Regions from separate parts of the Homo sapiens genome. Here region 1 is linked to region 2. A link is an interaction called in ENCODE POLR2A ChIA-PET data of the cell type or tissue named here. Cell type or tissue: PC-9. All regions are shown on one strand. Each heading gives the region's core, and the rest is flanking DNA. Links, peaks and the distances in the headings are about the cores only.

Region 1 (6,117 bases), core at 1-5,000, 230 kb before region 2:
TTTTTTGAGATAGAGTTTCACTCTGTTGCTCAGGCTGGAGTGCAGTAGCGTGATTTCGGCTCACTGCAACCTCTGCCTCCCGGGTTCAAGCTATTGTCCTGCCTCAGCCTCCCAAGTAGCTGGGATCACAGGCGTGTGCCACCATGCCCAGCATATTTTTGTATTTTTAGTAGAGATGGGGTTTCACCATGTTGGCAAGGCTGGTCTCGAACTCCTGACCTCAGGTGATCGCCCACCTCCACCTCACAAAGTGCTGGGATTATAGACTTGAGCCACCACACCCAGCCAACTCAAGCATTTCTTTCTACTGACTTCAAGTCTTTAGACAAAGCTTAACTCTTTCAACCAGTTGTCAATCAGAAATTCTTTGAATCTGCTTATGATCTGTAAGCCCCCCTCAGCTTCAAGACCTCCCACCTCTTTAGGCTGAACCAATGTAAACTTCCATGTATTGATTTATAATTTTACCTATATATCCTGTCTCTCTAAAATGTATAAAACCAAACTGTAACCCAACCACCTCGACTGCACTTTCTCCAGACCTCTTGAGACTGTTTTCTGGACCATGGTCACTCATTGGCTCAGAATAAACTTCTTTAAATATTTCACAGCTTTTTTTTTTTCCATCAACAAGGTTGACACAAGGTTGCTTGATGGAAAATTAATCTACAGAGTCAACTACTGTTCTAAATGACAGCAAAAAGCAGAAAACAAGTGTTTAAAAGATACCATTTACAGGCCAGGCGTGGTGGCTCACGCCTGTAATCCCAGTACTTTGGGAGGCCAAGGCAGGCAGATCACCTGAGGTCGGCAGTTTGAGACCAGCCTGACCAACATGGTGAAACCCTGTTTCTACTAAATATAAAAAGTTAGCTGGGCATGGTGGTGCATGCCTGTAATCGCTGCTGGTTGGGAGGCTGAGGCAGGAGAATCGCTTCAACCCAGGAGGTGGAGGTTGCAGTGAGCCGAGATTGCACCATTGCACTCCAGCCTGGGCAACAAGAGTGAAATTCTGTCTCAAAAAAAAAAAAGATACCATTTACAATAATTTCAAAATATATCAAATACCTGGAAATGGGGATGGATGCCCCATTCTCCACGATGTGGTTATTCCACATTGCCTGCGTCAAAACATCTCATATACCCCATAAGTATATGTATCTACTATGTACCCCCACAAATGAAAAATTAAAAAATACCTAGGAATATTCAGGACTTCACAAATACTTTATTTTATTTTACTATTATTATTTTTTTGAGACAGAGTTTTGCTCTTGTTGCCCAGGCTGGAGTGCAATGGTGCGATCTCGGCTCACTGCAACCTCCGCCTCCCAGGTTCAAGTGATTCTCCTGCGTCAGCCGCCTGAGTAGCTGGGATTACAGGCATGTGCCACCATGCCCGGCTAATTTTGGATTTTTAGTAGAGACGGGGTTTCTCCACGTTGGTCAGGCTGGTCTCAAACTCCCAACCTCAGGTGATCCGCCCACCTCAGCCTCCCAAAGTGCTGGGATTACAGGCATGAGCCACCGTGCCCGGCTGGCACAAAAACTTTAAATGGAGAAATTTTATGAATGGAAACCTCACTATTTAAATTTAAAAAAGATACCAACTATAGACATCTGACTAAAGTATGCACTTGAATTAATAATAATGTATCAATATTGGTTCATTAATTGTCACAGACCACACGAAAGTAAGACATCAACAATAGAGAAAATTGGTATTGGGCTTATATGGACGCCGTACCATGTTTGCAATTTTTCTGTAAAACAAACTCTTCTAAAATTTTTAAAGCTTATTAAAATATACCTTTTAAGAGTGAAAAGGAAAGCCACAGAACGTGAGAAGAAATTTGCAATACATATGATTGATATGGAACTTATATTAGTCAGAGTCTGTTTGGAAGAGAGAAACCACACCAATCATTTGAACTGGGAGAAATAAATACAAGGAATTGTTCGCTAAGTACAAAGTTGTTAAGTTCAGAAGAAAAAAAATAACTCTAAAATATCCTAAAGTAGCACCTGCAGGAAGCAACTACCACCACCCCTAGGGATAAGGAACAAAGGGAAGAGGTTGGAATGATGAAAACCTAGATGCTTAGAGGAGGGACCCATGAAGCTGCCAGAAGTGTCCAAACCAGAGTGACTCCATCTTGAATGAGAGAAAAATATAGTGAGACCTGCTGGGTCACATTCCCAGGAGGTGAAGCACTCTTATGGTTGAGGGAGCAAGTTAATGATGCTTACTAACTAAACAGACCCAGTACTTCTGGAAATGCCCTGATGTCCTGATATCTTAAGGAAAAAAACTTTCTTAATTTAAGAATAGGTTTTGGCTGGGCGCAGTGGCTCAGGCCTGTAATCCCAGCACTTTGGGAGGCCAAGACGTGGGCATCACCTGAATCCAGGAGGTTGAGACCAGCTTGGGCAACATGGTGCCATCTCTACCAAAAACCAAAATTAGCCAGGTGTTGTGGCACACACCTGTGGTCCCAGCTATTTGGGAGGCTGAGGTGGGAGGATCATTGAGCCTGGGAGTTTGAGGCTGCAGTGATCCATGATCGCGCCACTGCACTCCAGCTTGGGGGAGGGGAGTAAGACCGCCATCTTAATTGAAAAAAAAAAAGGAATAGCTAGATACAAACATACACATACTTAATAGGCAAGGGAATCTACGGAGTTGATACAAGCCTTGTTCCTGCAACCAGTCCCGAGGCCGCAGTGTTTCACAGTCCCGAGGCCGCAGTGTATCACAGTCCCGAGGCCACAGTGTATCACAGTCCCGAGGCCGCAGTGTATCACAGTCCCGAGGCCGCAGTGTTTCACAGTCCCGAGGCCGCAGTGTATCACAGTCCCGAGGCCGCAGTGTATCACAGTCCCGAGGCCGCAGTGTTTCACAGTCCCGAGGCCGCAGTGTATCACAGTCCCGAGGCCGCAGTGTTTCACAGTCCCGAGGCCGCAGTGTTTCACAGTCCCGAGGCCGCAGTGTATCGCAGTCCCGAGGCCGCAGTGTTTCGCAGTCCCGAGGCCGCAGTGTATCGCAGTCCCGAGGCCGCAGTGTTTCGCAGTCCCGAGGCCGCAGTGTATCGCAGTCCCGAGGCCGCAGTGTTTCGCAGTCCCGAGGCCGCAGTGTATCGCAGTCCCGAGGCCGCAGTGTATCGCAGTCCCGAGGCCGCAGTGTTTCACAGTCCCGAGGCCGCAGTGTTTCACTGTCCCGAGGCCGCAGTGTATCGCAGTCCCGAGGCCGCAGTGTATCGCAGTCCCGAGGCCGCAGTGTTTCACTGTCCCGAGGCCGCAGTGTATCACAGTCCCGAGGCCGCAGTGTATCACAGTCCCGAGGCCTCGGTGTTTCACAGTCCCGGGGCCGCGGTGTTTCACAGTCCCGGGGCCGCGGTGTATCACAGTCCCGGGGCCGCGGTGTATCACAGTCCCGGGGCCGCGGTGTATCACAGTCCCGGGGCCGCGGTGTTTCACAGTCCCGGGGCCGCGGTGTTTCACAGTCCCGGGGCCGCGGTGTTTCACAGTCCCGGGGCCGCGGTGTTTCACAGTCCCGGGGCCGCGGTGTATCACAGTCCCGGGGCCGCGGTGTATCACAGTCCCGGGGCCGCGGTGTTTCGCAGTCCCGGGGCCGCGGTGTTTCGCAGTCCCGGGGCCGCGGTGTATCGCAGTCCCGAGGCCGCGGTGTTTCGCAGTCCCGAGGCCGCAGTGTATCGCAGTCCCGAGGCCGCAGTGTATCGCAGTCCCGAGGCCGCAGTGTTTCACTGTCCCGAGGCCGCAGTGTATCACAGTCCCGAGGCCGCAGTGTATCACAGTCCCGAGGCCTCGGTGTTTCACAGTCCCGGGGCCGCGGTGTTTCACAGTCCCGGGGCCGCGGTGTATCACAGTCCCGGGGCCGCGGTGTTTCACAGTCCCGGGGCCGCGGTGTATCACAGTCCCGGGGCCGCGGTGTATCACAGTCCCGGGGCCGCGGTGTTTCACAGTCCCGGGGCCGCGGTGTATCACAGTCCCGGGGCCGCGGTGTTTCACAGTCCCGGGGCCGCGGTGTATCACAGTCCCGGGGCCGCGGTGTTTCACAGTCCCGGGGCCGCGGTGTATCGCAGTCCCGGGGCCGCGGTGTTTCGCAGTCCCGGGGCCGCGGTGTATCGCAGTCCCGGGGCCGCGGTGTTTCGCAGTCCCGGGGCCGCGGTGTATCGCAGTCCCGGGGCCGCGGTGTTTCGCAGTCCCGGGGCCGCGGTGTATCGCAGTCCCGGGGCCGCGGTGTATCGCAGTCCCGGGGCCGCGGTGTATCGCAGTCCCGGGGCCGCGGTGTATCGCAGTCCCGGGGCCGCGGTGTATCGCAGTCCCGGGGCCGCGGTGTATCGCAGTCCCGGGGCCGCGGTGTATCGCAGTCCCGGGGCCGCGGTGTTTCGCAGTCCCGGGGCCGCGGTGTATCGCAGTCCCGGGGCCGCGGTGTTTCGCAGTCCCGGGGCCGCGGTGTATCGCAGTCCCGGGGCCGCGGTGTATCGCAGTCCCGGGGCCGCGGTGTATCGCAGTCCCGGGGCCGCGGTGTTTCGCAGTCCCGGGGCCGCGGTGTATCGCAGTCCCGGGGCCGCGGTGTATCGCAGTCCCGGGGCCGCGGTGTATCGCAGTCCCGGGGCCGCGGTGTATCGCAGTCGCGGGGCCGCGGTGTATCGCAGTCGCGGGGCCGCGGTGTATCGCAGTCGCGGGGCCGCGGTGTATCGCAGTCCCGGGGCCGCGGTGTATCGCAGTCGCGAGGCCGCGGTGTTTCGCAGTCCCGAGGCCGCGGTGTATCGCAGTCCCGAGGCCGCGGTGTATCGCAGTCCCGAGGCCGCGGTGTTTCACTGTCCCGAGGCCGCGGTGTATCACAGTCCCGAGGCCGCGGTGTATCACAGTCCCGAGGCCTCGGTGTTTCACAGTCCCGAGGCCGCGGTGTATCACAGTCCCGAGGCCGCGGTGTTTCACAGTCCCGGGGCCGCGGTGTTTCACAGTCCCGGGGCCGCGGTGTTTCACAGTCCCGGGGCCGCGGTGTATCGCAGTCCCGGGGCCGCGGTGTATCGCAGTCCCGGGGCCGCGGTGTATCGCAGTCCCGGGGCCGCGGTGTATCGCAGTCCCGGGGCCGCGGTGTATCGCAGTCCCGGGGCCGCGGTGTATCGCAGTCCCGGGGCCGCGGTGTTTCGCAGTCCCGGGGCCGCGGTGTTTCGCAGTCCCGGGGCCGCGGTGTATCGCAGTCCCGGGGCCGCGGTGTTTCGCAGTCCCGGGGCCGCGGTGTATCGCAGTCCCGGGGCCGCGGTGTTTCGCAGTCCCGGGGCCGCGGTGTATCGCAGTCCCGGGGCCGCGGTGTTTCGCAGTCCCGGGGCCGCGGTGTATCGCAGTCCCGGGGCCGCGGTGTTTCGCAGTCCCGGGGCCGCGGTGTTTCGCTGTCCGGAGGCCGCGGTGTATCACAGTCCCGAGGCCACAGTGTATCCCGCAGTGGGCATTTCCAGGGTTCCTCCACCAGCCAGCAGCATCTCATCTGCTTGGGGTTCTTTAGCCAGCAGGCTGACTTATGCTTTCGCTCCCCAGGGGCATGAACCCGAGATTACCCTGCCCTTTATATGTTTATGTTCATGTTGCTATAGCTTTCTATTAGCCTCTACTGTTGGGTAGAAATACTAAAACGCACCTCAGAAAATCCCCTGGGCTCCCACATACACTGAGCCTCAGTGTAGAGCCATGACTCACTTTCTACTTGGCATTAGGCATCAATCATCCCAGCTGGTAAAGTCACGTGCTTCTTGGTTTTGTTTTGTTTTTGAGACAGGGTCTTGCTTTGATGCCCAGGCTGGAGTACAGTGGTTCAATCATGACTCACTGCAGCTTCCACCTCCTGGGTTCAGACGATCCTCCTGCCTCAGCCTCCCTAGTAGCTGGGACTGCAGGCATGCGCCACCATGCCCAGCTAATTTTGTATTTAATTTTGTTTTTGTAGATACAGGGTTTTTCCATGTTGCCCAGGCTGGTCTCGAACTCCTTGACTCAAGCAATCTTCCTGCCTTGGCCTCCCAAAGTGTTGGGATTATAGGCGTGAGCCACCGTGCCTGGCCCTGCTTCTCGGTGTTTTGATGCAGTGGAATG
Region 2 (5,000 bases), core at 1-5,000:
GCCAGAGGATTCCTGGTGACCCCAGTCTTCAGGGTCTTACGGGCTGGCGGCTTGTCACCTGTTTTTGAAGCCACAGAACTATTTTTCCATGAGATCCAAGAGGACTCATATCCTAGATATGTGAAACAGAGAAAGATGATGAACGGGTTCCCGGAACACGGACCCTGGAGGGCCAGCAGGGTTGTCTGTGCTTGAGCTCTGCGGGCAGGTGAGCTGGGGCCTGCAGGCAGGTGCACTCGCCTCTCTGACCGTTTCTTCTGGTGAAATGGAGAGGGGAAGGCCTGTGTTCTGGCCTTTTTGGGAGGATCGAAAGGGAACCATTGGACACAGCAGGGCCAGGGCCTGGCTCGTGAGAATAGATGCAGCCAGCTGGTTTGCACCCAGGCTCTGTGGGGGAGGCCTGGGGCATCTTCTCTTCGGCCACTCGCTTTCCATGGCCTGTAATTTTCTCCCCAACATCCTATTGTGCAAAAGTTCAAGCGTTCATGGAAGCTGAAGCGACGTGATGGTGAATAGCCGTCTTCTCACCACGCTGCCGCCATCCGCGTCACCCCACCCCACCCCAGCCATCCAACAGCGGGTCTGTGTCAAAGTGAATTGCACACCAGTGCAGCCCCCCTGAGTACCTCAGGGGGCCCAATATTTGTTTAGCTTCTGAAATTTCAAGCTTATATCCAATGAGGCAAACAAATCTTAAGTATATGTTTTCTGAGTTTTAACAAATACCCACACCTGCCCACATCCAAGCCCAGTCAGGACCTTAGACCACCGTCCCCACCTGGAAGGTTCTCTCAGGCCAGTGCAGCAGTGTTAAAGCTTCTTCTCTGACCTGCCTTCTACGAGCAGGGAGTCTGGGCCCTGAGTCTGCCCCATGTTGCGGGCAGAGCCAGGCTTGGAGTCCAGGCCCTCTCGGATTCTGCACAGCCTGGGTCCGGAGCCCAGCTGGTTCCCAGGATGGCCACATGGTGGGGCTCGGGGAATCCAGTGGGTGTAGCATCTGCTCTCTTTCCCTCCTGCCAGGTCAAACATCAAGCCAGACAAAGCCAATGCCAACCACCACAGTTTCCAGATGTACACGTTTGACAAGACCACCAACTGCAAAGCCTGCAAAATGTTCCTCAGGTGTGGGAAACCCCCTGCTACAGCCCTCACCTCGCTCCACGCCCAGCCCAGGCCCCTGAGAGAGCTTAGTGTTCTATCTGTCCCATGTTCCCTGTGGGAGGCCCTGAGGGGTTAAGGGAGTATACCCCACAAGAGTCAGGCCCGTGCCAGGCATGGTGGCTCAAGTCTCAGCACTTTGGGAGGCTGAGGCAGGCGAATCGCTTGAGCCCAGTAGTTCAGGACCAGCCTGGCAACGTGGCAAAACTCTGTCTGTACAAAAAATACCAAAGTCAGCCAGGCGTGTTGGCCTGCTCCTGTGGCCCCAGCTACTCGGGAGGCTGATGTGGGAGAATTGAATAAGTCCTGGAGATTGAGCCTCCAGTGAGCTGTGATGTCGCCACTGCACTCCAGCCTGGGTGACAGAGTGAGACCCTGTCTCCAAAAAAAAAAAAAAAAAAAACGGCCCAGCCAAGCCCTTAGAGTTTCAGATCTAGCCGGGAGGTGATTGTTCCTGGGTGCCCGGGATGCTGTGTGGGGCAGGGAGGCAGGCTGGTGGAGGTAGGGGAAAGCAGGTGTCAGGCTGCCTGGTAAGGGAGGGTCCTGGATACTCAGGGCTATGAGGGATGTGTGTGCTGGGAGACAGCCAGCCAGGTGAGCCTGGGTGGGGACAAGGGCCTTGACCTTGGCAGAGAGGCATGAGGAGCCGACCCCAGCCTCGACCTCACCTCCTGCCCTCCCCTGTGCAGGGGCACCTTCTACCAGGGATACATGTGTACCAAGTGTGGCGTCGGGGCACACAAGGAGTGCCTGGAAGTGATACCTCCCTGCAAGTTCAGTGAGTACCCCCCTCACCCCCCCACCCCAGTCCCTGGCCACGCCTGCTCACTTCTGCCCCCTACCACCTGGGTACGGGCCTCGGGCACCATCTCCCACGGGGCAGCGACCAGATGAGGGCACCAGTGCTCACGTGCCCCAGAGCAGACACCAGACGCCTGCCGCACGTCACACACTTAACAGGAGACACAGCCGGGATGAATTCCATTCCAAGCCCTCTCTCCTAATGGGTACTTGAGGACCCCTCCCCATCTCCTGCATCCCCTGCCCCACTCCAGGAGGAAGCTTCTAGAATCTCCACCCCCAAACACGGCACAGAACATTCTCAACAGGTGCATGGAGGTTTCTCATCACAGAAACACCGGTCACCCTGGGTTCTCCCGGCGGGTGAGGCCTGGCCATCAGTAGCTATAGCCATGTTAGTAAATGGTTCAGACACACACACACATGCACGCATACACACATGGCACTTACAGTGGTTCCCTTCTGTTCATGCCCATTTAGGGAAGCTTGAGGCTCAGGGAGGGGAGAGGATTGAGCCAGGCTGGCAGTGGGCAGAGGCAGGGATGCGCCCTGGAGGCTCCTCTGAAGCACCTTGGGTCGGGGGCATACCTTTGGGGTTGTGCCCTGCTCAGGGCAGCTGGACAGCAGTGCAAAGCCTGAGACAGTTCTCTCCTGAGAGGTTTCAGACATCAGGATGTCACCTCCATCATCAGCCCCAGAAACTGAGGCTTGAAACTTTCAGCAATTTGTCTACACTTATTAGCAGAGCTTCTATTCAACAAAGAGCCCCCGGTGGCCCCAGGCCGAGTCTCTGGGTCTTGTCTCCTTGAGCCTCCTGAAGGTGTCTTAAGGCAGAAAAACAAGTCAGGCCAGCTTGTCACCCAGAGATTGTCACCCAGAGACGCCATTGCCCAGAATACATTTTGAGCTGTGATTTTAGATCAATGGTTAATTCACCATTTACTGTGAGTGCCAGCCCAGTACCCTAACCTGGGGAGAGGGCCAGAAGGTCAGCCCAGACCCCCTTGTCCCCATCACAGGCCCAATGCAGCCCCCTAGCTGTGCACAGGATCCCGCAGCCCCTGGAGTTAGTGCTGGAGGATTCCGCAGGCAGCCTGTGGCCTGAACGCAGCTTTTCAGCTGTGCCCATCAATACTGCCCTCTCGTGGTCGCATGTCCCCAGACGATGGCTGCAGCTACTTAGAATCTTTTTTTGCTTTCTCTGATTCTAAAGGTAATGTTTACTTATCAAAAATTTGGAGGAAAAAAAAAGAAATGAAATTTTAAAGAAAGTATCACCCGTGAACTTACCTAGAAATGATGAAAGGCAATGTTTCGGTATATTTCCTTCCAAGTTTTCTTTTTTTGTAATCTTTCTGTTCCTCCCCCGCCCCGCCCCCGCCGGATTATTAATTACTGATTTTCCGTAGAAAATTTGGAAAATGTAGAGAAGTGTAAAGGAGGAGAGAAAAACTACTCCTCCTATCCCCAGGCAAAGCCAGCTGCCACGAGGCCCCAAGCACTGTCCTGCTTTCTGCAGACGCGCACACCCGCCCACCCCATCTCTGTATGGTTTTGAATTTTTCTTAGTATGTGTAGTTGGAACTGCAGGTCTTTTGGAAGCCAGCATTGCTGTCTGCATTCTCCCATGTCCTGGCAGCGCCCTGGCTGGCACCAGCTCCATTCTCCCCAGGGGCCTGTGTCCTTGCCCCCCTCCTCATCCCTCTGCTGGGGGACGCCGTCCTTGCCACTTGTAGCCATTTTTCCCTTAACAGTGTCCAAGCTGCCTTCCCTCTGATCCAGGCTTCTACCTTTGCTCTGGGGTTTGGCTCTGGAAAGTGCTCCTTTGACCATTGTAGCCTTCACCCCTGGGCTCTGCCGAGGCTGGTTTAGCTGTTTGCTGCCCATGGGGGCCGAGATGTCCCGGAGAGATGCTGGCCTCTCCTGAGAGCCTTTCCTGTGGGAAGCCCCCATCAGGCACAGTCATTGCTGCCGTCCAGCTGCCCCCCACCCCTGACCCCTGCCCACTGAGCTGGAACCTGTTCTGTGGTGTCTGTGGATACCTCTGTCTGCCCAGAGCTGTCTGCACTGTGAGTGCTGGGTGGTGTGGAGGTCACGTCAGCGATGTGTGTGAGCTGTTGGGCTCCTTTTCCTCCTTGCCTCCTCTGGTGGTAGGTGGCAGCCACCTTGGCAGATGGCTGGGCCCTAAAGGGCCTTGGGAACATTGGCTCTCCTGGCACCTAAGGTCTTGTGTCCTTGAGCGTGTTGGCACCTGGGTGTCTGAGCTGAGGATGGCAAGCAGGTAGCATGCGTACCAATGCCTCCTCATCACTTGCCCCAGCAGGCATCACTAAGCGGTTGTGGCAGGTAGCATGCATACCAATGCTTCCTCATCACGTGCCCCAGCAGGCATCACTAAGCGATTGTGGAAATCTCCCCTTTGAGTGCCAGGTACCACCCCATGATCCAGGCAGCTGCCGCCATTCAAAAGAGGTGGCCCAGGCGGGATAACCTTTTTGCCAGCTCAGGTCTATTACCCAGTCCAAGTTCTCCCATGGGCCCCCTAAAGCCAGAGCTCAGAATTTGCTGCCAGAAGTAACTGAGAGGCTTTCACAGCCATGAGCTCGGACCTGTGTGTCCATGATCCATGTCCAAAACAGACCACTTTGTAGCTTGGCTCACTTACCATCTTAAGCTCGGCCCAGAGGCTCGGGGCGGTGTGAGTGAGAGCTGCACGGGGCCTTGGCGTCGGTGGCCTCCCCTCTAACACCTGACCTGCTTCCTTTCCAGCTTCTCCTGCAGATCTGGTAAGTCCCCAGAGTGTTTCCCCTCCCTCTGCCCCACCCCCGCCACATCCCTGTGTGCGCAGAGCCAGAAAGACCCAATTGTCTGCCTTTCACCACTCATGGGGCCACACCGGCTTGGATGAGCCACTTTTGGTCACAAGATGCCTCTGCTTTCCTTGGTGGGTGTCATTAGAGTCCTCCTAGGGGCCCCAGCGGTGTCTTCCGATCCCAGCTGCCCGCCTCATTCCCTTGCCCAGTGGCTGCTCGCGGCTATGG

The links. Peaks named below come from ENCODE experiments on the same cell type or tissue, not always from the same donor. Only the 100,000 strongest peaks of a DNase experiment are listed, where the experiment ranks them.
Region 1: POLR2A ChIA-PET joins it to region 2 with 6 read pairs; 7 of 35 experiments call an interaction of 5 or more read pairs at or near these places.

The regions. Positions count from the first base shown.
Region 1 is chr9:134,011,223-134,017,339 of GRCh38, reverse strand. No RefSeq gene overlaps it. Among named protein-coding and RNA genes, the nearest start is that of BRD3OS, 11 kb to the left of the region's middle. In PC-9, for the core only: no CTCF peak of the experiment used is centred there; a DNase peak (open chromatin) is centred at 2,199; H3K27ac peaks cover 1,052 bases.
Region 2 is chr9:133,780,439-133,785,438 of GRCh38, reverse strand. VAV2 (vav guanine nucleotide exchange factor 2) reads left to right here. Exons shown (of 30, transcript NM_001134398.2): 18 at 1,021-1,122; 19 at 1,848-1,936; 20 at 4,729-4,745. Among named protein-coding and RNA genes, the nearest start is that of SARDH, 45 kb to the right of the region's middle. RefSeq lists an enhancer at 4,641-5,000. In PC-9, for the core only: CTCF peaks have their summits at 2,904 and 3,105 (motif pointing left); no DNase peak of the experiment used is centred there.